Linked DNA regions of Mus musculus: region 2 is linked to region 1. A link is a loop called in an ENCODE intact Hi-C map of the cell type or tissue named here. Cell type or tissue: gastrocnemius. All regions are shown on one strand. Links, peaks and the distances in the headings refer to the core of each region. The heading gives the core; the rest is flanking DNA.

Region 1 (16,032 bases), core at 5,352-13,351:
TTCCCTGCCTCAGCCTCCTGCTTGTGAGATTACAGGTACCCCTATGCCTGGCATTGTAGTGTTGTTAATGGCAGTTGCCCTCCTGGATGACAGGACTCCAGTGTTCTTTTTACACAGGAGGTTGACGGGTCCTTGCCCTTCCTGCCTGCATCCCTCATTTTCCAGTAAGACCCCTTCCACTTTCTGCTTCAGAAGGCAGAATGCTCTTCCCATTCCCTGATGACTAAGCATTCAAATATGTGAGCCCACGGGGTGGGGGTGGGGGATGGAGAGTGGAGGGGCCATTCTTGTTCAAACCACCACAGGGCTGGAAAGGAGAATGGAAGAAAACCCAGCGCTGCTTTGTGGTATTGTCCTGGGGACTGTCACTCATGCAGAAAGTCTGATATATGGCAGTAACATGCCATGAGCCAGGATGACCAGGAATGCTAGGACCAGGCTTTCGTGCACCAGGGCTTGGTTCCCATCTAGAAATTGCTCCAGGCCTCAGGAACTATGTCCAGCCTCAGCCCAGATCTCTGGGCCCCCTTCACTTTCTCACCACCACTCTTGGGCTCAGTGGGGCTTCTCTGTCCCCCACAGAACTTCCGTCAGGAGCCCCTCCACCACCTGGCCACCTACCTGTGCTTGTCCCTGGTGGTGGCTGAGCTGGTGCTGTCCTGTCTGGTGGACCAGCCACCCTTCTTCTCGGAAGACTCCCAGCCATTGGTAAGTCAATCCTGGCGTCCTCTAACCCCAGACCCTTCCAATGCCCACGACAGCGCGTGACCAATGTGTGTTGGCCTAGAGCACAAGTGTTTCCCTGTTGTCGTTCATTCAACCCTTTAGCAAAATCTGAACCCCACAGCCCAGCATGGGAGCATCTTTGATCCCAGCTCTGGGAAGGCAGGAAGACTGCAGACTCACAGGATACATCATTCTTATGACTGGTGGATTGGTTACTGTCTCATCACTGTGACAAAGTATCTGTCAACTGAAGGTGGTGCTTATCTTGACTCACACTTGCAGAGATTGTCAGTCCCTCATGATATGGGGGAAGCTCAGTTTGGGGGGGCATGGATTCGTGTGGAGGGAATTCTTCACACTAAAGGGGACCAAACAGGAAGCTCTAGCCCACAACACTCCCTCCCTCTAAAACACACACACATACACACACATACACACAGACACACATACATACATACACACACACACACACACACACACACTCCATCACTGAGCCCCATTAGCTCATCTTCATAACATGGTCCTTGCTTTGAGTTGTTGTTGTTGTTGTTTTGTGTTGTTTTTGAGGTTCGCTCTCATATTGAAGCCCAGAGTGGCCTGGTATTCACTAGTTAAGCCCAGGCTAGCCTTGAAACCCACAGCAATCTTCCTACCTCCAGAGAGCTGGGATTACAGGCATGAGCTACTGCCACACCCGGATGTTTGAGAACTTCTTGATCTCAGTCAAGTCATAGCTATTCTGAGTAATTCTTGCTCTGAGTTATCGCCTCCATTAGCCCATAGCCCTTTTTGTCACACCTGGTTCCCCCAGACGACAGGTGGACACTGTCACATCTGGTTCCCCCTGGACGACAGGTGGACACTGTCACATCTGGTTCCCCCTGGACGGCAGATGGACACTGTCACACCTGGTTCCCCCGGACGACAGGTGGACACTGTCACATCTGGTTCCCCCGGACGACAGGTGGACACTGTCACACCTGATTCCCCCTGGCCTTTTGTCTTTTCCAGAATCCGTGTCCAGAGGCTGAGGCCTCCTTTCCCTCCAAGGCCATGTTCTGGTGGGCCTCTGGGTGAGTGAGGTGTAGGGCTGAGGTGGGGTCCCCTGACTGGCGTTATGCTCTCTCGGCTTGTCAGCCCTACCCATCCCCACAGCATTCCCTCCTGCCCTTACCCACGCCTCCTTTGCCCAGCTCGGAGCTGCTTTCCAGAGTATTCCTCTCAATCTGTCCCAATTCACTCCTCAGAGAAAGATGTGACCTTGAACTCTGGCTCTTCCTCTTAGTGGACTTGTTAGGCACACCAGAGCCTCAGTCTTGCCCTCTGTAAAATGGGTGCAATTCTACCTCTATCAAATAGACTATACTCAGCGTGTTCATAGCAGGTACGGAATAAAATCACATCTATTACGCAGCCTCTGTCACTTGATGTGTTAACTAAGCATCTACTGCAAGCTAAGCCCCAGGAGTGAGATTGAAAAGGCCAAGTCTATCTTCTAGAGGATCCCAGGCTGGAGGAGCGAGCGAGTGCCTCAACCCTGCTCCCAACCACAGCACCCATCAGCTGTGCTGTCTGTTTGTGTCCTACTGAAATGTCACCCAGACTCTGTCATGTTGCTCACTAGGACCCCCAAGCAATTAACCATTTACAGAGTGGTCTATTGCTTGCTTGCCCTCGTTTGTTACGAGGACACTTGGCAGGACCTAGAGAGACAACCAGCACCCAACAAGAGCTTCCCCTTCGAGTTGTTGGAAAGATCAAAGATCTGTAACAACTTTTGGACCCTGAACTTCTGACTCCAGAGAGGGTCTGTTCCCCTCTTATGCCAGTGTCCTTTAAGTATTCAGTCATTTTTATGTCCCAGGTCTTTAAAAGGGGGTCTTTTAAAAGTACCTGGGTTCCCCCAGGGGTGGCTACTGCCTTCAGGACCTAGCAGAGGTGGCTTCCCAGGGGTCACGCAGCTACCTGCAGGGAGCAAGATGGGGTGTGGAGACAGCAGGAGGAGCTTGCTCTGCTGACCCCTCTTCCACAGACTGCTATGGAGGGGCTACAAAAAGCTGCTGGGACCAAAAGACCTCTGGTCACTTGGGAGAGAAAACTCTTCAGAAGAACTCGTTTCCCAGCTGGAAAGAGAATGGAGGAGAAGCTGCAATGGGCTGCCAGGGTGAGTGAGGGGTGGGCCGGAGCTCAAGAGAGATCCTGGTAAAGGACACTCAGCAGCAGCTGGCTTCTAGAGCACCCAGCAGCTGGCCTCTAGAGCACTCATCAGCTGGCCTCTAGAACATTCATCAGCTGGCCTCTAGAGCACTCATCAGCTGACCTCTAGAGCATTTATCAGCTGGCCTCTAGAGCACTCATCAGCTGACCTCTAGAGCATTTATCAGCTGGCCTCTAGAGCATTCAGCAGCAACTGGCCTCTAGAACACTCATCATCAGCTGGCCTCTAGAGCATTCAGCAGCAGCTAGCCTCTAGAACACTCGTCAGCTGGCCTTTAGAGCATTCACCATTAACTGGCCTCTGGGGCATTCAGCAGCAGCAGCTGGCCTCTAGAGCACTCATCAGCTGGCTTCTAGAGCATTCAGCAGCTGGCCTCTAGGGTACTTATCATCAGCTGGCCTCTAGAGCACTCATCAGCTGGCCTCTAGAGCACTTATCATCAGCTGGCCTCTAGAGCACTCATCAGCTGGCCTCTAGAGCACTTATCATCAGCTGGCCTCTAGAGCATTCAGCAACTGGCCTCTAGAGCACTCATCAGCTGGCCTCTAGAGCACTTATCATCAGCTGGCCTCTAGAGCATTCAGCAGCTGGCCTCTAGGGCACTTGTCAGCTGGTCAACCAGGGCTACAGAGTGACCTTGTCTCAAAACAACAATAATAAATGACCAGAATTTGTTGGTCTGCTACAGCCATTGAATATAACTTGGGCCCTGTGCCCATGTTTCCTCTCTTCCAGGCACAAAGGGCACAGTAGTGTGGGGGCCCCTGAGACAGAGGCCTTCCTGCAGCCAGAGAGGAGTCAGAGGGGCCCACTACTCAGGGCTATCTGGCGCGTGTTCCGGTCCACCTTCCTGCTGGGGACCCTCAGCCTGGTCATTAGCGATGCCTTCAGGTTTGCTGTTCCCAAGCTCCTCAGGTAGGCTCTGGCTCTGGCTGAGGTACCTCAGTGGCATCCTGGGAGGAAAAATTCTGCCTCTGTGTGTACATCAGGGACTCAGGACCACAGCACATGTGCAATAAGTCTGCGGAAGTGGGGGACACATGTCAGGAGAAAGTGACTGATCCCGGGAGGGCAGAGGGCTGTATCAGTTAAGGTTTGCTGCTAAACTATCGTCCCCAAGGTTAGAGCTTAAAGTCACAGGCATTCACGCACTCAGCTGATCAGGATGTATGGATGGGCAGTTTGGGCTGGATCCCACTGGATGGGCCCACTCAAGTGTTTGTGGCTGATGGCTGAGTAGGTCAGAGATGTATGAAATGGTCTCACCGAGGCTTTGCTCCATGCAATTTCCATCTCTAAGAGACTAGGGCAGGACTGTTCAAGTACTACTGGACATGGCCAGGGAGACAGGACAAAATCACACATACACAGACACACAGACATAGGCACACAGACACACAGAGACATACACACACACAGATACACAGACACAGATACACAGACACACACAGGCACAGACACACACAGACAAACATACATAGACACACACAGACACACAGACACACAGACACACACACACACACACACACACACACACACACACACGGCAAAGCCTGGCAGTGAGGAGCTGTCATTCTTACTCAAGAGGTTAAAGGAGGAAGATTGCAAGTTCCAGGCCAGCCTGGGCTACACCATGGGCTCTAGGCCTGCCTACATCACTTACTAAATGGAAAGTAAAGCCAGGCTTGGCATTGGGATTTGTGATGACAGCGCCCAAGAGCCTGGGGGTAGTAGGGTCACAGCTTGAGACTTGAAACACAGAATGAGTCCTAGCCCCAACTAGAGCCAAACCAGGGCTTCAGCTTGTGTCGGTTCAGTGGTCAAGTGTTTGTCAACCAAGCTCTGGGTTTGATCCCTAGCACCTACATGCCCGTATCCTATCAGAAACTCAAGCTCATGGTATGCATAGTGAGTCTGAAGCTAACCTGAGCTACACGACCTCCATCCCCACCCTGTTTCAAAAAGAAAAAAAAAAAAAAAGTCACATGGAAAAGAAACATGGACAGGGTAGAGGTCATGACCCCGATGACCCTGCACCCAGATGGCTTAGGCCTCACTGCTGTCCCTCTTCCTGCATCCCAGTCTGTTTCTGGAGTTCATGGGTGACCGCAACTCCTCGGCGTGGACAGGCTGGCTCCTAGCTGTGCTGATGTTCGCGGCAGCCTGCCTACAGACGTTGTTTGAACAGCAGCACATGTACAGAGCCAAGGTCCTGCAGATGAGGCTGCGAACAGCCATCACTGGCCTGGTGTACAGAAAGGTGAGCGCCAGGGGCGGGAGTGTGAGCATCCATACGGCCTAGTCTCCTGTCCTCCTACCTCCTTGGTTAACGCTCTGTGATCGGGCCCTGATCTGGGTACCTTCTCCAATCTGTTAATTAAACAAGCAAGGGACAGTGACTTCCCCCTAAGTCTTTCTCTGGAATCCTGACTGTGAGAATAAGAGATATGTGTAGCTATGCAGTTCTGGCTGGGGGTGGCCCCAACCATCTGTCTCTGGCAAGTTGTTAAGACACTGTGAGATCTCTCCCAAGACAAGCTCCTCTCTGGCACCCCGGCTTCAGTCTTTTCCTTCTCCCAGCGTGGGGCTCCTGGGGAAATGGCAGTTTCCAGGTATCCATTGTTTCTCTAGCCTGCCTGTGCAGAGGAGGGACACAGGATAACCTGTAGTCCCGCCAGGATGCTTACATCCCTTGTGAGTCTCCAAGGCTTTGAGCTCAAGAGGAAACACAGCCTGCCCTGCAAGGCAGCCTTTGATCCTCAGAAGAGGGCTGACGTAACCTGACCCCCAGGGAGACGCCTTCTTGGCTCTTAGCATGGCTGCCCATTGAAAGGAACTATAAACATCTTTGAGCTCTGCTTCTGTCACTCAAACTCCAGCTGTGCCAACAAGCCTGGCTCCACTGAAGTTCTCAGGAGGCAGCAGGGGTGGGAAGTCCCCGTGGGTGGGGCTGCAGCTGGCCCTCTGTGAAGACTTGCAGAGTGGGGAGTTCTACACCTTGGATCACATTAACTCTCACACAGCACAGAGCAGGCAGGAAGAGCCAGTGTTCCTCACGCTGGGTCCTGAGACCTCAGTAGCTGGCAGATCAGAAGCCACTGGAGAAAGAGGCACTGGAGGCAGTAATGGTCAGGAAGGTCAGGCTGGGACAATCTAACACCCTGTCCTGTCTGTGCCATGCCTTAGGGGTCCTGAATTCCTGGCCTATGGGTCTCTGGCTCTGACTCTGACTCAGGGCAAGTTGCTTCGCTTCTCGGCGCCTCAGTTTCCTTAGCTGTAAAATAGGGTCCACATTGATCCTGGAATCACTTTTCACTTCTTAACAGCTGGTCCATGCAGTGTACCCACAGGCCTGGTTGCAGTCACCAGAGTGACCCCAGCATCAGTACAGTGTAGCCTGCATCTGTCCCTGACATCTGAGGAGAGGAGGCTGCTCTCAGCACAGACATGGGTATCCCTAGCACAGGGGGCAAATGAGCCCAGATCACCCGGGTCTAGCTTTCTGTAATTTTTACTTACAGTGTCCCCCCAGATCCCCATGCCCAACCCTGGGAGTTAGCTTGGGAAAGTTTACAGGTTCACTGCATAGGTGGTAAACTGAGGCTGGGCCTGCACTCAGTGCCCACTCCCATTCCTCCCTCCTCACATGTCCCTCTTCCTCACACCGGCCCAGGTCCTGGTCCTGTCCAGTGGTTCCAGAAAGTCCAGCGCAGCAGGGGACGTGGTCAACCTGGTGTCGGTGGACATCCAGCGGCTGGCCGAGAGCATCATCTACCTCAACGGGCTGTGGCTGCTCTTCCTGTGGATCTTTGTGTGCTTTGTCTACCTGTGGCAGGTGTGGATCTGGGCCTCCATATCCTCCTATTCCTCCTCCCCTCCCTCCTCCTCCTATTCCTCCTCTTCTCCCTCCTCCTCCTCTCCCTCCTCCCCTTGCTCCTCCTCCTCTCCCTCCTCCCCTTGCTCCTCCTCCTCTTCCTCCTCCCCTTGCTCCTCCTCTTCCTCCTCCCCTTGCTCCTCCTCCTCTTCCTCTTCCTCTTCTTTCTCTTCCTCCCCTCCCTCCTCCTCCTCCCTAAACCCAGTCTCCATCTGTAAATTGATACAAAGTGAAGAGTCTTAGAGTGACCTCTGCTCAGGTTCAAGCCCAGGCTAGCCCCCTCCAGCACTGAGTTCTTTCTCTTTCTCAAAATGCTGATGATAATGTGGATGAGTTCACTTTGGGGTTTTAGGTTGGTTCAGGTTGGGGTTTGGGTTTTTTGAGGCAAGACCTTGTGTAACCCTGGCTAGTTTCAAACTCATGACATAGCTGAGGCTAGCCTTGAGCTTCTATCCTCCTGCCTCCACCTTGTAAGTGCCTGATTACAGGCGTGTGCCCACCCAGATGGGATCCTTACTATTACCAATTCTCAGTGGGTTCTCGGGGAACTCAGTAGGCGAATCCGTTATGTTTTGGAGTGGCTGGTGCCGCTGAACCATGCTCACCAACACAAGGCTGAAACATAGTGCCGGGGAAGAATTGCCGCCACGTGCAGAAAGCACAGTGCCATGGCATCAGCCGGGAAACCTTTTCTTCCTTTTGCTTCATGATACAAAAGCATCTGCTATTATCACTATTATTGTTATTATTATTATTATTATTATTATTATTATTATTGGCTCTGGCTGTGCATGGACTGCTGCCTGGGTTTAAATCTTGCTCTTACCATTTACTTGCTGTTAAACGTCACACTACTAACTCACCCTCCCTGTGCTACAATTCCTTGGTTCTAAGAACAGAGGATAACTAAAAGCAGGCTCCTGGTTCTACATGGGTGAGACCCAGAGAACCTGACAGAGTTTATGCAGCCTCTGCCTGAGGGGCAGCCTCTGCCTGAGGGGCAGCCTCTGCCTGAGGGGCAGCCTCTGCCTGAGGGGCAGCCTCTGTCTGAGGGGCAGCCTCTGCCTGAGGGGCAGCCTCTGCCTGAGGGGCAGCCTCTGTCTGAGGGGCAGCCTCTGCCTGAGGGGCAGCCTCTGTCTGAGGGGCAGCCTCTGCCTGATGGGCAGCCTCTGTCTGAGGGGCAGCCTCTGTCTGAGGGGCAGCCTCTGCCTGAGGGGCAGCCTCTGTCTGAGGGGCAGCCTCTGTCTGAGGGGCAGCCTCTGTCTGATGCAATCACTTGGGTCCAGCGGGGCTCTGGGTATGGATTCAGGAATGGTAGACATGAATTTGAGAGCTTGAGAATATAAGCTGAGTTTAACAAGAAAGTCTATGTGGTTTGTGGGTGCCTTATTGGCATAGCCCAAAGGCCATTTTGAGCAATGCCTTTAACAGCCCTCTGCATCTTGCCTGTGACCAGGGTAAGATGAGGCATGAATTCCCCGATGTGGCATCGTGTTGGTGCTCTCAGAATCTGGGGAACTTAGTTTCCAACTTTTGGATTAGGTATTCTCGGGCTGTGTATCTAAGGTGCTTTGCACAGTACCTAGTGCTCACTTGCATAGTGTTGTTAGCTGCCATCTGATATGTGAGGGGAGCCATCACCACCATTGAAAGTTTCCTTATTTATCTCTGTGGTGCCTCGTGTATGCCATGCAAGCAGTTTTCCACTGAGCTACATCTTTGGTCCTTAAAAAACATATTTTCATATTTATATAACAATTATATAATATATAAATACTATATATTTATATATTATATTATATATAATATGTTATATATAATGTTATAATTTATATTATTACATATAGTACCATATGTTTTATGATATATTTATATAGTATATAATATATTATATAATATAGATATATTTATATACAATGTTTGTTTATTTATTTTATTTTTTACTTTTTTGGTTTTTTTTCGAGACAGGGTTTCTCTGTGTAGTTCTGGCTGTCCTGGAACTCACTCTGTAGACCAGGCTGGCCTCGAACTCAGAAATCTGCCTGACTCTGCCTCCCAAGTGCTGGGATTAAAGGCGTGTGCCACCACGCCCGGCTATATACAATGTTTATATATAAATATTTATATATATATTTTTTTTAATTTCAAGGCAAGGTCTCACTAAAAAGCTGGCCTTGACCTCGGTGTAAACACAGGCTGGTGTTTGTGCTTTTCCTGCCTCAGCCTCAGGAGTCGCTGCAATTAATGATGTGAGCTGTCATGCTCAGCTAGAAGTCTATTTGTGAACACTGACATTTGAATATTCCAAGGCTTACACACAGTAGGTGGTCAGCAAGCACACACAGGCATTCAAGCAGCACCTGTGTGCAGTGTTGAAAAGCTGGCCACTATCATAGGAAAGACAGGGAAGGAGGGAGGATGTGGTAAACAATTGGGAGCACTGAGCAGGCCAAGGCTGGTAATGATCAGAGACCACAGCAGCCACAGGTAACGCCCTGCACCCTGCCTCTGCCCTGGCACCAGAGGACCACCACGCTGCCCCAGGCTTACTAAGATGGTGGGTTGTGGGTGCTACGGCTAAATGAAAATATCCCGGAGGGTGACCTTACTACTTCAGGCTGCCAGTGGCTTTCAGGACAGTTCTCCACTGAGCCACTAGGTGGTGGAATAGTTGCATGAATAAACCAAACTGGCCCACTGTAGTCCAGAGATTAGAGATGAGAGAAACAGAGACTGGAGTTGGGGTGGAGGAAATCTCAGAAAAGCACAATAAGACTTTTTTTTTTTTTTAACATTTAGTCTGTTCCCACCACCATATCTCCTAGGTAACTAGACCAAAGGCACCGGCCCTTACAAGATTTCCCTGGTGGGAAAGATTAACAAAACACAGGTGTCAGGTTAACTGTGACATTTTAAATAAACTGAGTAATCACTCAGTATAACTGCTTCTCTAGTATTGCAGGAGACATTCTTACACTAAATACACACACACACACACACACACACACACACCTGCCCATATAGCTCAGAAACCACAACTTTGTAGATTTGTTTGTTAATGTGGTGACTGGTAACTCCCCACTAAGAGGTGGGATGGAGGGTAGATTAACAGCGAGCCCTGAGAGGTGGGTGTGGTGGCACATACCTGTAACAACTGAATTTGGGAGGTGAGGGAAAGAGGAGCAGGGGTTTAGGTCAGCCTCAGCAACAGAGAGTGTGCTGGCAAAATGGCTCAGGGGGCAAATTACTGTGCTTGCTGTCGAGGATGCAAGCCTGAAGACCCAAGCTGGGTCCTGAAGCCCATATAAATGTGGAAGGGGGAACTGACCCTACAACGTCATCTCCTGACCTCCACATGCGTGCTGTGACCATGTCACCTCAATAGATAATCATTCAAAAGGAGCAGGGATCGGGAGCCGACAAAGTACTTACTTAGTAAACATGGGGAACCAAGGGCAGACGCCCGTGACCTATATAAAAAGCCAGGCACAGCAGCACACGCCTGAATTCCCAACCCTGGGAAGTGGGGTGACCCAAACCCTTGGAGTCTCATGACACCCTGCCCTCTGTCCCCAGCTCCTTGGACCCTCTGCTCTCACAGCCGTTGCTGTCTTCCTGAGCCTCCTCCCTCTGAACTTCTTCATCACCAAGAAGAGGGGCTTCCATCAGGTTTGGCATTTGGGGATGCAGGCATCCTGGACAGAGGAACAACCATGGGTCTCTGGTTGGTGACAGAGATAGGGACAGGCAAGAGGAGGCTTTAGGTCTGTCCTTGTCCTGTGTTGCCAGACCTGTGACTCTTGGACAAGCCTCTGTTCCTTCTAGAGCGTGGCCCCTTCCCATAGTGGCCCCAAGCTGTTGTCCCTCAATGGCTCCTGACTCTGAGCCCCTTCACGCTCAGCCAGGGGGACGTGTGGCAGCCAAAGAAACCAAATCTCCTTTGCTGATATGGCTTAGTGTCGAAGCCTACGACCCCATCACGGCCTCTGTCACCTGATCTTGCTTCCTTCTTCTCCCCCTTGCCCACTCTGCTTCCCCACACAGCCATGCCTTGTCTGTCAAGCCCTGTCTCCTGCGTCTGCAGATTTTATCTCTACAGCACTTCTCCTAGCAGAGATCTCACAGCTGTGAGACTAGAAGCTTCAAAGCACTGAGGGCAGAGGTAGGCTCAGCGTCTCGGGCAGTAGGTGGCGTTTAGGACACCATAAGGGCTGGTGAGATAAAGACAGCAGGTAAAGACAGTTGCTCACAAGCCTGACCACCTGAATTTGATCCCACAGTCCACGTGGTGAACAGAGAGAACCAAATTGAGAAAGTTGTCCCATGACCTCTAAATGCCCCCTGCAGCACGCACATGCTTATGTGTATACAAAATAAATAAATGCACATGAAAGCAAAAGCGGTTGATCCAGGTGTAGTGGCACACACCTTTAACCCAGCATACAGGAGGCAGATATAGGGGGATCTTTGTGACTTTGAGACCGGCCTGATCTACATAGCAAGTTCCAGGCCAGCCAGGACTACTAGTGAGAAACTACCTCAAAGAGAGAGAGAGAAAGGGAGAGAGAGAGAGAGAGAGAGAGAGAGAGAGAGAGAGAGAGAGAGAGAGAGAGAGAGAGAGAGAGAGGAGAACAGGCCCCCGTCGTCATCCCAGTATTAGAGAGGCTGAGACAGGAGGATAGTTAGTTTGAGGCCAGCCTGGACTACACAGCAGACCCTGCACTGATGAAAGGAGAGGAGAGTGTTCAGGAAAGTCAAGGAAGATGAACTTGTTCCTCTTCACTGCCCCAACCACCCTCTGCTGTCACCCACCTCCCTGTCACCCACCCTCTTCTGTCACCCACCTCCCTGTCACCCACCTCCCTGTCACCCACCTCCCTGTCACCCACCTCCCTGTCACTCACCCTCTTCTGTCACCCACCTCCCTGTCACCCACCCTCTTCTGTCACCCACATCCCTGTCACCCACCTCCCTGTCACCCACCCTCCGCTGTCACCCACCCTCCGCTGTCACCCACCTTCCGCTGTCACCCACCCTCCCTGTCATCTACCTCCCTGTCATCTACCTCCCTGTCACCCACCCTCTGCTGTCACCCACCTCCCTGTCACCCACCTCCCTGTCACCCATCCTCTGCTGTCACCCACCTCCCTGTCACCCACCTCCCTGTCACCCACCCTCTTCTGTCACCCACCTCCCTGTCACCCACCTTCCTGTCACCCACCATCCCTGTCACCCACCTCCCTGTCACCCACCCTCCCTGTCACCCACCTCCCTGTCACTCACCCTCTGCTGTCACCCACCTCCCTGTCACCCACCCTCCGCTGTCACCCACCTTCCACTGTCACCCACCCTCCCTATCACCTACCTTCCTGTCACTCACCCTCTGCTGTCACCCACCTCCCTGTCATCCACCATCCCTGTCACCCACCCCCTGTCACCCATCTCCCTGTCACCCACCCTCCCTGTCACCCACCTCCCTGTCACTCACCCTCTCCTGTCACCCACCTTCCGCTGTCACCCACCCTCCCTATCACCCACCTTCCTGTCACTCACCCTCTGCTGTCACCCACCTCCCTGTCACCCACCTTCCTGTCACCCATCCTCTGCTGTGACCTCCCTGTCACCCACCCTCCGCTGTCACCCACCTCCCTGTCATCCACCTCCCTGTCACTCACCCTCCACTGTTACCCACCCTCCCTGTCACCCACCCTCTACTGTCACCCACCCTCCCTGTCACTCATCCTCTGCTGTCACCCATCCTCCACTGTCACCCACCCTCTTTGTCACCCATCCTCCCCTATCACCCACCCTCCCTATCACACACCATCTGCTGTCACCTTCCCTCCACTGTCACCCTCCCTCTGCTGTCACCCACCGTCCATTGTTACCCTCCCTCCACTGTCACTCACCCTCTTTGTCACCCATCCTCCCCTGTTACCCACCCTCCCTATCACATACTGTCCCTGTCACCCATCCTCCACTGTCACCCACCCTCTTTGTCACCCATCCTCCCCTGTCACCCACCCTCCCTATCACACACCATCTGCTGTCACCCTCCCTCCACTGTCACCCATCCTCCCGTGTTACCCACCCTCTCTATCATCAGTACCTTACTCCACTCTGTGACCCTCCCCCAGCCCTCCTGACCTCTCCATACACGCATGCCACCTCCCTAGTTTTGCTTCTGCAGATCCCTGGACACCCTCTCAGTAGATGTCCATGCTGTCTTCCCCTTGCTAACCAGGTGGCCTCAAAGACACTGTCCACAAAGCTGCCCTACAGACTCTTGCATGAAACATGAAACCCTAAACCCTTCTGCCTGACCTCGAAGCCCTGCCTGCTGCAGCCTCCCCTCTCCCTGAAGAACCAACTCACTGTCTCCCTTTCCTGCAGTCTCCCTGGATTTCTTTTGAGTCATACTGTTCCCTCTCTGAAGGACCCTCTCTCTTATGATTACCTACTGCGGCTGCCTGTTCTCTATGTACTCAGTACCTGCAGCTTCCTGTTCTCCTCATTAAGATCTAGTTCAAGTGACACCCATACCTCCAGAAAGCCTTCTTGGTAGCACCATCACGCCCATTGGTGGCTTCTGATTGGTGCAGTGACAGCAGGCCCAGGTGGCTGAGACAGCGCTGGGGAGGAGTGAAAGCCCAGGGTGAGGGTAGTGTAGCTCAGGACCCTGTCGAAGATGCTGGGCTGGGCTGGGCTTTCCTGGGGAAAGAATCTGCAAGGTTTGCAGCAGAGCAACCGCAGGGGCCATAGGGATGGAGAATTCCAGGCTGGTCCCTCTCTTGCCTCCTCTCTCCTGTCTCAGGAAGAACAGATGAGGCAGAAGGCCTCCAGAGCACGGCTCACCAGCTCCATGCTCAGAACTGTGAGAACCATCAAGTCCCACGGCTGGGAGCATGCCTTCCTGGAGCGACTCCTTCACATCCGGGGCCAGGAGCTCAGCGCCCTGAAGACCTCCACCCTCCTCTTCTCTGTGTCTCTCGTGTCCTTCCAAGTGTCTACATTTCTGGTGACGTCATTCTGGTCTCACTGCAGATGCCAGAGGCTTGGGAGAGGGCATGCTTGGGGTGGAGAGCCGGTACCAGCAGCATTGCATCTTATGGACTGCAGAGACACCTCAGTGGGCTCTGTCCACCGGAAATGGACAGCAGGCTCAGTGCCACCCTTGTGCTTCAACAGGTGGCGCTGGTCGTGTTTGCTGTCCACACCCTGGTGGCAGAGGACAATGCCATGGATGCAGAGAAGGCCTTTGTGACGCTCACAGTGCTCAGCATCCTTAACAAAGCCCAGGCCTTCCTCCCCTTCTCTGTGCACTGCATCGTTCAGGTGAGGTGTGAGGAGGGTCAAGGAGTCAGAAAGCTGGGCCCCACTCAGCACACCTGGACCACTGTCAGCAGAGGAGGGGAGGGAAAGGGCTAGAGTAGAGCCAGACCATCAGAAGTGGGTCAGAGGGTGCAGTGGAGCCTCAGCAAGCATCCTAGAGAACATGCTGCTTTTACACTCAGGAACTCATCCTGGTCCTCTCCTGGAGAGGGGTCCTTTGTTTCTCTGCCTTTTGTCTTTCCCAACACACATCCTGGGACCTGCTGGAAAGGAGGAAGAGTGAATGATTGAACTGCTTCCTCCAGCCCTCCTCCTCCCTCCTCCTCCCCACTCTAGCTCCCTCCTCCTCCTCTTCTTCCTCCTCCTCTTCTACCTCCTCCTCCATCCTCTTCCTCTTCTTCCTCCTCCTCTTCCTCCCTCCTCCTCCCTCCTCCTCTTCTTCCTCCTCCTCTTCTTCCTCCTCCATCCTCTTCCTCTTCTTCCTCCTCCTCTTCCTCCCTCCTCCTCCCTCTTCCTCTTCTTCCTCCTCCTTCTCTTCGTCCTCCTCCTCCATCCTCTTCCTCTTCTTCCTCCTCCTCTTCCTCCCTCCTCCTTCTTCCTCCTCCTCCCTCTTCCTCTTCTTCCTCCTCCTTCTCTTCCTCCTCCTCCTCTTGCTCCTCTCCCTCCTCCTCCTCTCCCCCCCTCCTCCAATCCTCTTCCTTCTCTTTCTCTTCCTCTTCCTCTTCTCCTGTCTTCTGGCATGTGTGTTTGTGTGTGAGTATGTGTGTTGTGTGAGTATGTAGGTGTGAGTGTGTATGCGTGTGTTGTGTGAATGTGGTGTGTATGTATGTGTTGTCTGTGAGTTTGTATGTTTGTGTGTGTTTTGTGAGTGTGGGGTGTGTGTGCTATGTGAGGGTGATGTGTGTGTGAGTGTATGTATGTAAGTGTGAGTGTGTATGTGTTTTGTGAGGGTGGTGTATGTATGTGTGTGAGTGTATATGTATGTGAGTGTTATGTGTGTGAGTGTGTATGTGTGTTGTGTGTGTGTGAGTACATGTGTGTATGTGTGGTGTATGGTGTGTGTGTTTTCCTGCTCCCTCTTCCATTACATTGACTGAGCCTTGCAGAAAGGGGATGTGGTACAGAAGTCACATTTGTAGGTGAGCTCTTTGCAGACAGTTATTCCCTGCACTCAGACCAGCTCTAAGTTTCTGTGTGCTGCACTAACGTAAGGTATAGAGTTACACTCTTAGAAGACAGTTCAATATGAAGTCCACTTGGCAACATGACAATAGGAGGTTCACTCCTATAGCCTATAAGCTCCCCAACCACGGCTTATTGGCCAGATTTATAGTAACAGATGTGTGTTTCCACCTGTGGAGCAGGCCTGAAATCCAATCAGAAAACCTTCGGTTACCCAATAGCATGCATACCACTATTGCACACAAGCACATCTTTCCATGGCCATTGGGGCCCACAGGGTTCATAGCCAGGAAGGGAGTCGGTGTCTTTCTCCTCGAGCAGCCTGCATAGCACCTCCCTGGTACTATAAGAGTTGGCCAGCAGGGAGGAAGCTACCCAACCAACTCGGTTTCTCCATTCCCTATGACCAAAGTATGTTGTGCCTTCAGCAACAGGGTCTTCCCATCGAGCTTTGGTGGGCACTGAGAGCAACTGTTGTTTTAGGGGTCTCTCTAGGTCAGAGGTGAGGTATCCCACATCTGACACTAAGTATCTTATTAAGTAATGCATGATTTGTGAGAGAAGTACTATCCCTTGTGTAGGGTAACTCCAATTAAATACATATACACACATACCTGCATGCATATACACATAGAAGCTTCTAAAATAGCAGGGTTTCCACTAGAAAATCCTTAGTGCTAGTGATCCCTCCCTCTACCCC
Region 2 (16,032 bases), core at 4,763-12,762, 69 kb after region 1:
AAGTCCCACACCACGGGTGAACGGCCCACTCAATGAGAACAGGATAAGTGTACAACAAAGACTTGTTTCTAAGGAAACCCCTATCCCTAAGTTCTGATGGGTGGAATAACTTGGCACAGATATTTGTGGATCTCAGGCTTAAAAGCTCTGTAGAATTCTGGCTGGTGGTTGCAGTTTAGCTCCTGAGTCTGTACTGTATCCCTGATCTTGGGGTGTGCCTTCAATAAACCAGCCCAATTTGACTGAGATGGTATGTGGGCAGTTTTTGTAGTGATTCCCAGACCCCGACAGATGGATTAATGCATGCATGCATGCATGGGTAGACAGAGCTAGGGATGGGCTCACAAGTCTTTCTCTGAGCTGGAAACAGATGAAGCCATGTCTGAACACACTTGTAGGAACCAGGCTTGGAAAAACAGGGCTCTGACCTTTATTTCCTATAGTTACAGTTCACCTAGTCAATGGAGGGCAATCCAGTTAGGAGACAGAGACATAGGATGGAGGGAAGCTTGGGAGAGAGATGAGGAGGTAAAGATGGGAAACAAGGAGGATGAGAACAGAGAGGCAAGGCCAAGGCAGAGGCAGTAACCATGGGGAAAGATGGGAAGAGACAGAGGGAAACCGAAGAGGCCTGGGCTTACAGGGATTAGAAAGGAGTCTCTAGGGAGAAGCAGGGCAGACATTAGAAAACCTGCCAAGAGTTGAGGCAGGAAGGGACCCGCAGCCCTAGTTGTAGCCCCTGGAGTCCTTGCTAGTAGAGGAGCTGGGCCTGGAGGGAGGGGCAGGACTGGATGCATGGCCACTGCTGGAACTGAGGCCTCTACTCAACTCAGATCCCATGCTCTGGCTGTGAACGCCGCCTGCTGTGCTCTCGCGGCCTCTGCTGGTCTCTAGGTAGCCTGTAGACCCCAGGTAGCTGCTGGAGCTCGTGGGTTTGAAGCCCCCACGGCCCCCCTGGGAGCTCCGACTGGACACAGGTGCTCCACTGGCACTGGCAGAAGCCATGGCCACAGGGCCTGCAGCAGAGGCAGAGTCACCAAAGGTGACATGGCTCACGGAGCCAGTGCCACGGCCTCGGTTCGTCTTGTGGCTCAGGATGGATTCGGGGACTACACTGGTCTTCTTGGAATGCTTGGGGACAGTGACCAGGGAGATCTGTGGACTGGAGAGAGTCAAGCTCGGGCTGCTGTCCAGCTTCTTGGCGGACTCCTCCTCGTCCTGGAGCTGCAGCTGGAGGTGGGCAACATTAGGGTCTCAACAGGTTTAGAAGTCCTTCCCCGCAGCCCCAGACCCAGGGGCTCCACTCTCACCGACTTCATGACTTGGCTTAGCAACTCCTCCTTGCTCATAGGGTAATCCTCTTTGATTACAGCCCCTGAGGAGTCCTCCCTCAGGTGGGACAAAGGGAGAAAGTCTGATTTCAGAGCTCTACCTCGTACACAGATTCCAGCTCTCCTGATTCTGTCCCCACCCCCTTGGAGCAACAGCACCCCATCTTCCCACTCTACTCCCACCTCCCTCCAAGTTCCCAAGTCACCCCCTGTGTCCGAGAAAGCCACATCTGAAAGTCACACTGAAAGTGCCCTCCACCCGACCCCTTTTGTCTTGCCCATGGGGTCAGCCCCCTTCCCTGCTTGGCCCAAGCCTCACATGGTATCAGGAGGCTTGAGTGGAGTCGTCTTCTTGGAGGGTTCCTGTAGGCTCTGGCCCAGTGCTAGAAGTGCAGCATCAGCCAAAGGGGCAAGGTTCTGAGAGTGGGGAAGCCTAGAGTTAGCACAGGCTTAGCCAAGCTGGACGCCCACACCCAAGTGCCTGCCTACCCACCTGGACCTGGAGGAAGGCCTGCACAGTGAGGAGCTGCACCAGCCGCCTCTCAATGGTACTCAGGAAGAGGCCTATGTCCCTGTCCCGCATGTAGGTCTTGACCCCAAGGAGATCCTTGATGACACTGCTGTCACACTTAGCCTTGTCGAAGAGCACCTGGATATCTGGGATGAGAGAGGGACGTTGTGTCGGGGCCCCGTGCTTCCCTCACAGCCTCCCTGCAAAGGTGAGTTTCAAAGAGTGAGCGACCCTGCGCAGCCCAGCCAGCCACAATGTCTGCCTAGCCTCAGCTTCGAGAGGGTAAAGGGAGAGTTGCCAAGATGCTACCTTGGCAGGGCTCAGATCCCACCTGGAACACATGCATCCCAGAAGTCACCAGGTCACCCCTCACCCCTCACCCATATGGCCTGTGGTGTTTAACTGGTTAACAGGCAAACAGAAGCCTGTTCATGACAGAAACACCACAGTTGAGCCCTGCCTCCCCACACAGGTGAGCCTGTCCCTCCAGCTTAGAAGCCTCATGACAGCTCTGGATGTTCTTTAAACATATCAATTGATTTCTCTTTTGTGCTTATATCTTCCTAAAGGTGTCTCGGCCACTCCACTAACAGGAAATAACAGCAAACCACCAGAAATCACCTAACTGTCCCAAAGAGGGACAACTCTGCCAACAGTCATCATTATAGGTGAAGTCTAACCCTTTCCCTCCCCAGCACCTCGGGATGTGATTTGTGAGGGGACAAGGCCCCTCAAAACTCCTAACACAAGAGGACACACTATGTGATTCAGACACCCCTAACCTTATGAAACAGATGGGGAAACGCACACATATAAACATACACAAAACACCTACATGGACACCTACATGTGAAAATAAGGAAAACAGAATGGACCCACAGTGTAGGCATTCAGTGTGGTAGGCTACAAGACAGGAAAATGAAGCCAGCCAGAGACAAAGAGACGTAGAGGAGCAAACCTTCCCTCCCAGCCCTCCGAAGGACCAGCTCTCCTGGCCGCTAGACTGTGAGTAAGAAATGCCTATACTTGATGCTCTGCAGTTCTTGGCTTTGATGGGACAGACCACAAGATGATGCTCGTGCCGATAAGTGGGATATGCAGGAACCAAGATCAAGACGGCACTAACCATCCTCCAGCGTATTACCACACTGCCATATTATGGTGGTGCTGACACACTTCAAGATATTGACAAATGAAAAACAAATAAAAATAGCACAGGGGCTGGAGAGATGGTTCAGTGGTTAAGAACACTGACTGTTCTTCCAGAGGACCTGAGTTCAATTCTAGCAAACATATGGTGGCTCACAAGAGTCTGCAATGGGATCTGATGCCCTCTTCTGGTGTGTCTGAAGAGAGCAATGGTGTACTCATTTACATACATAGATAAATAAATAAATACACAAATCTTTTAAAAAATAAATAAAAGTAGCACAGTAGCTAGTGTGCTACCATCCCATTGGGTGTCAAAATGAAAGGCCAACAATAAAATGTCAAAGTTTCTGGTGAGACAACACAGACACATTCGTGCATCAGAGAAAAGGGCTACCTGCTGAGCTCTGCTATGAGCCCCAGCAGGCCTCCTGGAACCCCACACCATTTTGTGCTTCTCCATCTTTACTCTCTACCATTGCCCTAGCTGAGCCCTAGCTGGCCCTATAGACTAGACATTCAGCCATTTCTAGAGACCCAGAAAGAGGGAGGTACACACCTAGGTCAAGAGCACTGGGACCCAAAAGCCACATGGCCAGTCTCTGAATCTCACTCAGCTGCACGGATACCAAGAAAGGAAGACAGAAACAGATAACAGCACCCAGTTCCCTACACATGTGACTTCATCTGGGACAGGCCCAGACTCTCACATTGGAACCTTACTGGTTGGTGTGTGTCAACTAGACTTCTCAGAGAGGAAGGAGCCTCAGCTCAGGCTATGCCTCCATGAGATCCAGCTGTAAGGCATATTCTCAATTAAATGGAGGGCCAAGCCCTTTGTGGTTGGTGCCATCCCTAGGCTGATGGTTCTAGGTTCTAGAAGCAAGCAGGCTGAGCAGGCTATGGGGAAGCAAGCCAGTAAGCAACATCCCTCCATGGCCTCTGCAGCAGTTCCTGCCTCCAGGTTCCTGCTCTTGTTTGAGTTCCTGCTCTGGCTTCCTTTGGTAATGAACAGCAATGTAGAAGTAGAAGCTGAATAAACCCTTTCCTCCCCAACTTATTTTTTGTCATGGTGTTTCCTCACAGCAATAAAAACCCTAAGGCAGAAGCCAAACAAAATTCTAGTAAAAAATACCTTTGCAACCTCAAATAGGTAAAGACTTCTTATACCACAAAGCCACTGATTGTACTGACAATTTTGGAGTTTTGGTTTCTTTAAAATACATAGAAATATTATAAGAATATGTTTTCGTCTTCATCCCAGGTATGGGATTTGGGGATGCTTCAGACTGTCCACAGCAGCTGACTATGCCAGCTGGGGTTTGGCCAGCTGCAGATAGTTTCTGTGATCTGTGACATTTGGAATGCTGGGGTCTTTTCAGACGCTCTATACATGCTAGGGCCCTGAGAGGTGGGGTGGGCTGTGGTTGGTTGGTGGGTTCTTGGTTGTGGGTTGGTTGCCGATGATCACAATTTGTTAAGTCGTCATGCACAAAGAAGAAACAAGAGCAGAGCAGATATCCTAATGGCAAAGATGAAGCCTGCCTCAAGGAATTCAACACGCCCAGTGAGCAGGAAGTAGTCTAACGATAGTGCCCCGCTCTGACCCCTGACTTTATCCAGGCATCTCTTTCCTTTTCTCACTTACCTAGTGTTATGAGGTTGGAAGGGTGGAAGAAAGAAGGACCCACAAGGTAGCAAAGACAGCCAGAACTAATTACAAAAGGGAGTTGAGTACGTTGTATCAAGCGTTAGATAAATTTCAGTTCATGCAAGAAGTTGGAGAGTATGCAACCATACAAAAAAAGTATTTCCAGAATCAAAACAATCCCTATACCTCAGAACAAGAAAAATAATCTAATTCAATACTAAAAAATGGCGGCTGGAGAGATGGACAGTTAAGAGCACTTGTTGCTCTTGCAGAGGACCCAGGTTCAATTCCCAGCGCTTACATGGTGGTTCCCAACCATCTGTAACTCCAGTTCCAGGGGATCCAATCCCCTCTTTTGACGTCTTCAAGCATCACACAAGCATATGATGTAATACATACAATGTAGGCAGTCCATTCTTACATAAAAAATATAAATCTAATTTTTAAGATGTTCAACTATTTTCTCCCCAACTATTTAAGTAAATAAAATATGTGTTGGTAAGGCGGCTCAGTAGGTGGAGATCCTCGCTGTCAAGCCTGACAACTTGAATTTGATCCCAAGATATGGGGAAAGGAGAGAACCAACTACTACAAGTTGCCCTCTGACCTCCACATATGTGCCATGGCACACTCGTGTACACACACACACACACACACACACACACACAGAGCACAAAGCCAAACAGGAATGTCTTAGAGATAACAATAGGGTGACAATCTTAGTAAAGACTGACAGCTTGGGAACCACATTGAGTGAGTGCTGTAGTGATAACAGAATGTGATGGGGAGACACTAGGGAGTGGGCACAGCTACATCTGAGACACACATATGTGCACACAAAGGCATAAAAGGAGAAATTGCCATTGTGACCCACAACTCTAACCCCAGTACTTGGGAAGCAGAGGCAGACCAATCCCTGTGAGTTTGAGGCCAGCCTGGTCTACAGAGTGAGTTCAGACAGCCAGCGCTACATAATAAGACCCTGTCTCAAAAAAAAAAAAAAAACAAACCAAAACAACAACAACAACAACAACAAACCAACAACTAAAGAAAAAAGAAAGAAAGGAAGGAAGGAAGCAAGCAAGCAAGGGAGAGAAAGAGATAAAGGAGAAAGAAAACAAAAGAAAAGAGAAATTGGGGGCTGGGGAGATAGCTCAGAGATTAAGAGCACTGGCTGCTCTTCCAGAGGTCCTGAGTTCAATTCCCAGCAATAACTTGGTGGCTCACAGCCATCTGTAATGGGATCTGCTGCCCTCTTCTGGCATGCAGGTGTACATGCAAATAGGGCACTCATACATAAAATAAATGGTTCTTTTTAAAGAAAATGTGGGGCTGGTGAGATGGCTCAGTGGGTAAGAGCACCCAACTGCTCTTCCAAAGGTCCAGAGTTCAAATCCCAGCAACCACATGGTGGCTCACAACCATCCGTAATGAGATCTGACTCCCTCTTCTGGAGTGTCTGAAGACAGCTACAGTGTACTGACATATAATGAATAAATAAATCTTAAAAAAAAAAAAAAAAAAGTTAAAAAAAAAAGAAAATGTGGACTTGCTCTGGAGAGCTGATTAGCATTCTCTAGTGAATATAAAAGTACCTTAGCCTTATGACTCAACATGACATTCACGAACAGACAGATGGATGGATGGACGGACAGGTGCACCCCAGATGGGCTGACAAAAGACAAGGGAAGGACGGAGTAGCAAACGCGTAATGCCTTCATGGCCAGCTCCCCACAAGCCCACTGCATCCTTCCTAAGGAAGAGCTTCCGGCTGGGAGAGGGAACCTTGCGGGACTTACCAGTCTTGATTTTTTCCAGCTGACCTCGGAGCACCTGGAAGCGACCCTCCAGCTGCTCTGACTCAGAACACATCTTGTCCACATCCTGCTGCAACATTTTGCACTGCTGCTCTTGCTGCATGCGCTGTTTATCCTGACTGGCATGCTCACTGACTAAGGCTTCCTGCATCTGCAGAGACAGGGGCTGGAGCTGGGTCCGCTCTAGGCCTGGGGAGAGGGTATGGGAGTCTGGGAGGTGGGGCGGCGTAAGGAGGGTGGGCCTTGCTCACCTCTTTGATCTCCTCCTGAAGGTGGTGTATCTCGGAGTTCTGCTCATTGATGAAGTTAAACTCAGCAAAGTTGCGTTCCTCCACTGGGGGTGTGCAGGGGGGGTCCAGAGGGATGGAGTTAGAAACAGAAGGATCACTAAGGGTTGCAAGGCGACAGAAACAAAGGCAGAAAAACAGAGACAGATGAAACAGGAACAGCCACAGAAGGGCACCAACACACCGAGAAAGACAGGGTTGGTAAAAGATTTGGGAAGGCCCAAGGAAACAGACAGAGAGGGTCAAGGGACAGATATGGAGAGAGGAAGTCTGAGACATATGGAAAGAAACAGAGGCAGATGCAAGGGAGGCACACCAAGCAACAGAATGAAAACTGGAGACAAGGCAGGATCCCCAGGGCAAGGCAAGTGTGCCGTGCTTTGGGTGGTGCTGGGTAGCCCCGCCTCCTCTCGTCCACTCTGCCCACTCACACTCCAGGTATTTCTCCACCAAAAGGTCAGGGTCGCTCTCGCCGGTCAGCTGGGCCAGTTTGCCCAGAGTGTCCTCATAACGCAGCACTAGCTTCTCTTGGGAGGTCTTTCGGAGTCCTTCTGACACTTCCCAGTCTATGGGTAACAGGGGGAAGTTGAGGGTTTGCATCCTGGATAAGGCCCCCACTCCCCACCGCTCTCCAACAGGCTCTGCCCTGCCGGCTCACCAGCTCTACTAGTCTTTGCCCCACCTTCTCCTAAGGGGCTTCACCCTCTCTGAGGGCCTAGGGATGATGATAGCTGTAGTGGCCCTGAGTTAGGTGCTCGGTGCAAGCACTGGCCTCACCTCGCTGTTCTGCCTTTTGCACCACACGGGGATCCGGTTGTCGTTCATCGTTCTTGAGCTTAAGGAATCGATGCAGCTGCTCCAGATGCGATATCTGTCGCAGCAAGATCTGTGCCTCCGTATCACTCTGAGCCAGCTCCTTCTCTGCGCGCTCCTGAAGCATGCCCATCTTGGTCTTGGCCTCTTCCCTGGGACAGGAGGGGCATGTAAGTCAAAAAAAAAAAAAAAAAAGATGGGTGACTGAGCTGGGGTCAGCCTGGGCCTACAAAAGGACGGTGCCAGGTGGCTTCCCAAGGATGCTCACAAAGAGCAGAGAAAGTTCTAGGCTGGAAGACCTAGATCAGGATCAGGACTAGCTATGACAAGATTGGTGGACACACAGGGTACACAGAGGCCAGGAATCATCTGATCATTTACTCAGAGGGCCAAAGGAGGTAGTCAGGCCCTGCCAGAGATTATTCCCAGACTCAGAAAGGACAGCCTGGGTGACACTGAAGGTTGGATGGTCTGTAGCTAGAAATGAGTAAGACTGGGGAGTTGGGTCTTTTCCATACTCAAGCACACCCCATGAAGGCAGGAATGATGTGCCTGCCCTGCTTGGCTGGGAATAAGGGCCTGATGCTTTGACGGGTCAATGGCAAAGAGCCCCTGCCCTAGGCTATTCTAATCCTGATCTCATCTCTGCCTGCCCTGGGGGGTTCCTCCCAGAGCCACCCCTGAGGGCTAGTTAGTCATTCTCTAACATAGATGGCCTCTCCAGAGCAAGGCCCAGTCCCAAGAACCTGTGGGCTGGTCAAGCCATACCTTCCCAGAACAGAAACCAGCCTGTCCCTGTGCCCCACCTGACAGCTCACCCCAGGTGGCTCAATGAACTCACCGATATGTCATCCGCAGAGAGTTACTAGCTAATCGGATTCCCTTCCTCGAAGTTAGAACTAGAGAGCAAGTTGAAAACAAGACACCAAAGACAGAAGTACATCTAGACAAATGGCCAGAGGTCAAAAGCCAGCCAAGGTGTGGAGAAGCTGGACCTAGGTGGTAGGGGTGAGCGGTGGAGGGTGGCAAAGGTAAGAGATCAGACTTTGGCTAAGGAGATAGCTTAGCGGGTAAAGGAGTTTGCCACCAGACATGACAACGTGGCAGATCCCACGGGGTGGCAGGAGAATGCTGACCTCTGCAGGTTATCCTGACCTCCACATGCATGACGTGAGCATGCATGCGTGCATGTATGCAGACACATACACACAAAATAAATAAGTGTACAAGAAAAAAGATCAAGAAGAGAGAGAAATCACAGAACAGCCAGCAGAAAGAGTGAAGAACTAACATGTGTGCTCTGGACAAGGATAGAGACACACCAAGGATGGAGACACGCTTCTCACCCTGTCTGTGGAACATTCAGGACACCAGAGGCAAAGAGGAAATTCGAGGTCTGCTGGAGCTTTGGAAAAGGAGAGAGCTGCTGCTCAAGTGTCTGGATAGAGCAACGGCTGTCCACCATGGCGAATGCGCCTGGACTGTGCACTTTTGTTGTCTGACATGGGGTCTTGTGCAGCCCAAGCTGGCCTCACACTGGATTTGTAGCTAAGGCTGGCCTTGAACTCCTACCTCTCCCTCCTGAGTGCTGGAATGGCAAGCACCACCCACCATCACATCAGGCTGGCATACACTTTTAAACGCAGACAATGAGCATTCAAAAAACAAAGAAGAGAGAGAGGAAGGGAGGAAGGGATGGAGGGAGGGAGGTCTTAAGGTGGACTTACTGATGCCCCAGGATCAAAGGTCCTGAGAGAGGAAGCAGGCACTGAGCCAAGGGCCAAGAGCCAAAAAGCCTAGATAGCGAGGGAAGCCAGCACCCAAGTAGCTTCCACTACCAATCCCATCTGGCATGTCTGTGCCTGAGGGCTGTGTGTCTGCCCCTGGGACCCAGCCCTGATTACATTCTTCAGGTCTGAAGCTGTCACAGATGGAATTCCCCATTTATATACCCCCAAGGAACAGGGTGTGGCAGAAGAGTTGGGGGTATCTTTTAGGTTCCACCCTTCTTTATGAGTCTCCAGGCCTCCTGGCTCCCACCCCTTACTGCCTCTGCTACCCAAGTGCCCCCGGGGGTGGGGGAGCTTACCTGGCAGTATAAGCAGAAGTAGAGGATGTGCTGAGAGCTCCAACCATCTCCCGGAGTAGGTGGATCTCCTACAGGGACACAATGAGCTGGCTTCCTCCAGCCTTTGCACCAAGAAGGAGCAGTCCCACTCCTACCACTGCAGACCCTCCTATGAGCCTCTGTCCGGGAAAGGACTTTTTATTTCTGTTTGTGTTGGTGGGGGTTGCTTTTGTTTTTGAGATAGGGCCTCACTGTGTTATCTCCAGCTATCCTGAGCCTATGTAGATCAGACTGACCTTGAATCAGAAAAGGGGTTTCAATGAGGTCCCAAAAGGGGAAAATCAGGAGGACATGTGGGAGAGGTTACCCAGCAACAAAGCCCTAGCCCAACTTGCCCATGGGTTTGGAAACCTGTGTAGGTGTCATTACTATCCTGGGGTTTGGTGTGGTGTTTCCACCAAGGGTCTTGGGATGGGAGCTTGGTCTCTGGGCGGCCATAGTGGGAACTACTGAGACTTTCAGAAGGTAGTGCCTAATGTAAGGTTGCTAAAGACACTGATCTCAAAAAAGACAGAGGTCCAGGTCCAGCCCTCTGCCTCTCCCTTGATTTGCCATCTCCTTTATGCCCATGTTCCACCCTTTATACTATCTGCCATGATGTGCTGGACCAAGAAGGCCCTAGGGAAAGCAGTCCTGGTCAGTTTGGATTCTTCACCTCCAATCTCCTTTCTCTATAAAATTCACCACCTCGATATGTAACACGCCATGACCTGCTGTTCTGTTTTCTAACTTCTCCGTAGTAGCCACATATTTTCAGTAAAAAGAGAGCTGACTCAGTGGTTAAGCCCACTGACTGCTCTTCCAGAGGTCCTGAGTTCAATTCCCAGCAACCACACGGTGGCTCACAGCCATCTGTAATGGGATACGATGCCCTCTTCTGGGGTGTCTGAAGACAGCGACAGTGTACTCATAGACATAAAGTAAAGCAAACACACGTGCATGTGGATAAAAGACACACACACACACACACATACACACACCTTTGCAAAAATAATCTAGAGGTGGATAAGCCCAGAAACTAGGGAGATAAGTAATGCAGGGCCATTAAATACAAAGTAGAGGGGGAGGGGTGGTTCCTGGGATAGGTTTTTGGAGGTTTGGTTTGGTTTGGTTTAATGGGCTGAGGGTCTGGTCAGGAGCTTGGGCATGAACTCCAGAGCCTTTTCTTTTGAGACAGGGTATATATAGATATATATAGATCTGTAGCCCAGGCTGCCCTGCACCGACCTTGCTGCCTCTGCTGCAGAGGAAGACAGGTGTGCATCACTGTGCCCAAATTTTTGGAACTGTTTTTGTTTGGCTTGTTAATATTTCACAAATTTATAAGAAAAGTTAGGTCAACAAAGACAAGACAGAAACGTAATACAAAGCCCAGGTGGGGCCACACCTCAGTGGAAGAGTCAGTCAGTCACCAAAACCTCAGAATGAAAAAACTGACCCCAAACAGAGGTGAATGAAGTGTTCCAGATGAGACATAGAACCATGCAGAAGACAGAAACAAGAGCTGGGCCAGGAAGTTTTTGAACAGATGAACACACCAAAACCCTCCTAGGGGAAGGAGGGACTGATAGCAGGGGCGGGCCATGCTAACAGGACACCACTTGCCCACAGTGTTCTGACAGTATGGGATGCTCTGTAGGGAGGAAAGGACAGGACAGGAAAACCCAACAACATAGACACAATGGGGTTGCATGGGGCCTAAATCTTGATTTTTTCCAATCCCTACTTCCCACTGGGAGATAAAAAAGACAGGACGTGGGAGAGATAGCTCAAAGGTTAAGAGTTCACTTCCAGGCACCCACCTTGGGCAGCTCACAATCACTCAACTCCAGCTCCAGAGGACCTCCTGTGTGCGCACGGACAAACCCACGAGCAGATACACATGCACACAATTAAATATTTGAAGGCAAGATTTTTTTTCTTAAGAGAAAGAAAATGGGAACTTGTTGGGGAAATAGGACCAGGGGAGGAGAGAGCAGGAGAGGGCACAGGGAGGGGACAGCGAGGCGGCATCCGTGACAGAGGTCCATGGCCAGTGTAGTAACTGTAACATTCACCTTGAAGTCACAACGCTGAACCTAGTAAGAATGTGGCACGGGCCAGGGTGGTGGGCGTTACTCAGGCAACGGCGTTAGCTGTCACCAAGAGCGCACAGTGCGGATCTCTGGCATGGTAGACTCATCAAAGGAGACTCCATGCCAGAGCATCTATCTCCTCCGTGGCTGTGACACCTGAACACCAAATCCCAAGCCCAGCTTCTTCTTAAAGTGCCCTGCCTCCAACAGAGTACTAAGCAAAGCAGATGGTCCATACAAGCGACCTCCTCCCCAAAAACACAGCTGGCCGAGACACTCCCACCACACCAAGGTCATGGTGGGAGGGGAGTGGGGAATGGAGCAAGAATGACCAAGGTACAGGAGGAGACAGAGAGAGGCAAATCACCAACCATAGCCAGGTATGATGGCTCCTATCTGTAACCCAGCAAAAGGGACCCTGAGGTGGGAGGATTGACAGAAGCTCAAGTCCCAGCTTGGGCTATAAAATAAGACTCTCAAGAAACCTATCCAAGTGTACATACATAAACATATACATATATGGCACTGGCCAGGGTGGTGGGCGTTACTCAGGCAAGGGTGTTATATATCCTGGTGAAGGGTATAGAGAAGTTCTGTGTATGGTTACAAGTTTAAAATTGTTTTGATATAGAAGTTTTATAAAGGAGGGTAGAGGGAGGGAGGGAGGGAGGGAGGGAAGGAGGGAGGGAGAGAATGTTAGCTCCTCAAAGGGCTCTGAAGGTGCTCAGATCTCGGGGGATATGAACGGCTTGGTGGGCCTGTAGGTTGCCCCAGATGACAGAGCTCACCGGGAAGCTGGTGTTTGTGCATGGGAGTGAGATGAAGGAGAGGTGTGTTCTTTCTTCTTTCCCCCTGCGCTGGGGTGAGCCTGGGCCCAGGAGCCCGGCCCGTGGACTCGGGGAGGGAAAGGACTGACTGGGCAGAGCTCCGAGCCCCCACCTTCTTCAGCTTGCGGTCCATATTCAGGTAGCGGCCCCTCTCGATGCGCAGCAGCTCCAGCTCCTCCCGCAGGGCTGCATTCCTCACCAGATGGATGTCAAAATGACAGGTGACCTGGGGGGGGGGGGGATGTCAGAGCATTCATGAGGCCCAGGTACGTGTCAGAGGTGGGGACCACCCTGTTCCTATCCATCTAAGGGGACCCTCAAGCCCACAGTGCCCGCCTCCCGACACCCTTCATGCCAAGCCTGTCCTGGAGAGCTGGAGGGCACACACCCTGTCCAGCTGGTCTTCAAGGATCCTGATCCTTCTCTGGATTTTCATCTTCTGGTACATGATGAGATCGGGAGCCGAGGCCTCCTTACTCTGCGTGAGGACATGGGTCTCCCAGTCCTGGATCTGGAGGGAACGCAGCATCCATCACATGCCTGGGAGAGATGCATCAAGGACATCTGCTGTCCCGGCAGCCCCGGCAGCCCTCTTCTGTTCTGCAGCGCCCAACGAGGCCAAAATGCCCTTGTAGCCACTGGACCCAAGTCCGGGAAAACACAGGGACTGTGGCCCCTGATTAGCCAGCTCTGCCCCTCATCTGGTAGCCTTTTTTGTTTGTTTGGCTGGTTGGTTTGTTGGTTTGCTTTGCTTTGCTTTGCTTTGCTCTGCTTTGGTTTTTTTGAGACAGGGCCTTACTGTATATCCCTGGCTGTCCTGGAAATCGCTATGAAGACCAGGCTGGCCTTGAACTCGGAGATTTACCTGTCTCTGACTCTCCTGGTGTTTTTGAAGATGCACATGAGATGGAAGGGTTGGGTTGCTGCTATCACAGTCCCCAGAAAGAGGAGGATACTGGGAGACTAAGGCCAGCAGTTAAAAGGAGTCTGAGATGCTAAGGCTGCCTAGCGACCCTGCCAGCTTCCCACATGACCTGGTTTCTGAGCTCTTGCTGTGTCTGGACTTGCTCAGCAGAGTGTAGACTGAATGAATGATGGTGACCGAGTCGGAGTCTGTACTGATATCGGCTAGATAGTATCCCCAGAGATACCCGTCAAACACCCTGATGCCCGGTGCCTCAGAATATGACCTAAAGACAGATTGCCAGCAGAGAAAGCTTCAGGATAGCCAGAACTGCATGGTGAAATCCTGTCTCAAACACACACACACACACACACACACACACACACACACACACAAAAACCAACCAACCAAACAGGGTCAGCAAAACACCAGGAGCAAGGGGATAGGCTCCTGCTAAGCGCTGGGAAAACAACCCAGCCTGTACCTTGATCTTGGCCAGTGGTCTCTGGGGCTGAGAGGATATATGATATATACCCTGTGAGGGCACGTGGGCCGAGGTGGTGGCCTACCACATGCCCCTGGTGGCTTGAGGGATTACCACAAGGTGGCAGTGTTTGCCTTTCAGTGAGGTGACATTTTTCTGAACCAGTTTTCAGCAACAGCGATGATAAAAATCGAATGAAATAAAGATCCAAATTGGGGAACACTGAGTGAAATGTACAGCGGGGGCTGGGGGTGGGGTGGGGGGGACTCTCCTCGCCATTCTTAAAACTTCATGTGAATCCACAATCACCCTCATGCAGTTTTCAATCACAACAGCCGGGCAGTAAGTGGCAGCAGCAAACACTTAATCCCAGCACTCAGGAGGCAGAGGCAGGCAGGTGGATCTCTGAGTTCGAAGCCAACCTGGTCTACAGAGTGAGTTCCAGGACAGCCAAAGCTACACAGAGAACCTCCATCTCAACAGGGAAAAAAAAGAATACGAATAAAATCTAGAGCTGGAGAGATGCTTCAGGGGTTAAGAGCACTTACTGCTCTTGCCTTCCCAGCACCCGCCTGACATCATGCACAACTACTTATAACTCCAGCTCCAGGGGGATCTGACGCCCTCTTCTGGCCTCCATGGGTACCTCTGTGCACATACTTTACACAGACACACACAAATCAGAAATAAAAAGAAAATTTGAAAAGAATTTAAAGTGAACATTTTTTTGATCTATGCATATTATTTTTACAAATGGCTCCTGACTTATTACACAGACACCTGGTGGGCTGCTTGAACTGGGCTGGTTAAGGTATAGCTGTCACACAGCACTGGGGGCAGCTGGGACAACTCAAAACCCACAGGTCTACCGGAACTCTAAGTCAGTGCTCTGCTGCTGCTGCTGGAACTGACTGTTCTCCTCAGTTCTCTATCACCGCCCCCCCCCCTGCCTTGGAAGCCTGGAGAAAGCCCTAGATAGCGATGGTGGGGTCCCAGCTTCAGAACAAGCCCCCTCCCCAAGGAGCCCAGATGCAGAGGCTGAAAGAAAGGATCCTGCTACTTCCTTCAAGGGCGCATCCCCCGTAACCTCTGGACTGCCCACAAAGTCTCCTCTTGACAGAGAAAACACAGCAGTGTTTTCAACACCTAGTATTTTATTCAGATAGCAGTCCTGTTACACATGGTCCAAGAACATCCAAATAAGAACTCAACTCGGAAATTAAAGTTTGGTCTTCAAACATCATAGCCAACAATGCCACGTTTGCCTATGATCTCTCCGATATAAAACCACATCCACACCTCAGTGGCCACCAAACCGTTCAGCACAGCTTCCTTCACTGTAAGGTGTTTGAAGCTACCAGTTTTAGCACTTTGAATGATTTTTTTCACACTCTGAATAGCTGTAGGGATTTCACCAGGGGTTCGGGGAAACCAGCTCAACCTTGGCGTAGTGCCAAAATGTGGCCAATCGAGGCTTCGAGTAAGTCACAGCTGCGGCCACCATCGATGGTGACTTCTCCGAAAAGTTATGGATGAACTTGGCCATGGTCTAAAGTGGAAGGTATGTCTCTCCGAACCACCGGCTGAATGTCACCCCTGGAAGCCAAAGTCTCCTCTCTTAAGCCTCTGGAATTGTCCTTTGGGTACTCTATCCATATTTCAAGTGTTGGAGGGCCGGAGAGATGGCTCAGTGGTTTAGAGCACCAACTGCTCTTCCGAAGGTCCTGAGTTCAAATCCCAGCAACCACATGGTGGCTCACAACCATCTGTAATGAGATCTGATGCCCTCTTCTGGTGCATCTGAAAACAGCTACAGTGTACTTAGATATAATAATAAATAAATCTTTTTAAAAAGAGTGTTGGAAACATTTTTTAAGATTTATTTATTTTATGTATATGAGTATGCTGTAGCTATCTTCAGACACACCAGAATAGGGCATCAGATCCCATTGCAGATGGTTGTGAGCAGTCAGTGTTCTTAACCGCTAAGCCATGTCTCCAGCCCCAAGAGTTGGAACTTTTTAAAGCCTGGAACTTTTAAAGTTTGGTGTCTTA

What was found. Hi-C counts contacts between places; a loop is a spot of excess contacts. Peaks named below come from ENCODE experiments on the same cell type or tissue, not always from the same donor. Only the 100,000 strongest peaks of a DNase experiment are listed, where the experiment ranks them.
Region 2: a loop joins it to region 1, with 4 times the contacts of the local background. A loop is called at or near these places in 34 of 42 quality-filtered maps.

Annotation. Positions count from the first base shown.
Region 1 is chr7:46,003,241-46,019,272 of GRCm38, reverse strand. Abcc6 (ATP-binding cassette, sub-family C (CFTR/MRP), member 6) reads left to right here. Exons shown (of 31, transcript NM_018795.2): 5 at 583-708; 6 at 1,738-1,799; 7 at 2,759-2,890; 8 at 3,680-3,859; 9 at 5,027-5,204; 10 at 6,618-6,779; 11 at 10,395-10,487; 12 at 13,633-13,836; 13 at 14,007-14,153. Among named protein-coding and RNA genes, the nearest start is that of Abcc6, 19 kb to the left of the region's middle. In gastrocnemius, for the core only: a CTCF peak has its summit at 9,465 (motif pointing right); DNase peaks (open chromatin) are centred at 5,761 and 9,442; H3K27ac peaks cover 1,281 bases.
Region 2 is chr7:45,933,339-45,949,370 of GRCm38, reverse strand. It overlaps Ccdc114 (coiled-coil domain containing 114), which reads right to left. Exons shown (of 15, transcript NM_001364168.1): 5 at 12,978-13,100; 6 at 12,702-12,815; 7 at 9,649-9,716; 8 at 7,524-7,711; 9 at 7,178-7,312; 10 at 6,711-6,793; 11 at 6,442-6,610; 12 at 1,825-1,988; 13 at 1,651-1,748; 14 at 1,311-1,389; 15 at 408-1,230. The coding sequence ends at 727. It also overlaps the pseudogene Gm9712. Among named protein-coding and RNA genes, the nearest start is that of Ccdc114, 17 kb to the right of the region's middle. In gastrocnemius, for the core only: a CTCF peak has its summit at 5,911 (motif pointing left); no DNase peak of the experiment used is centred there.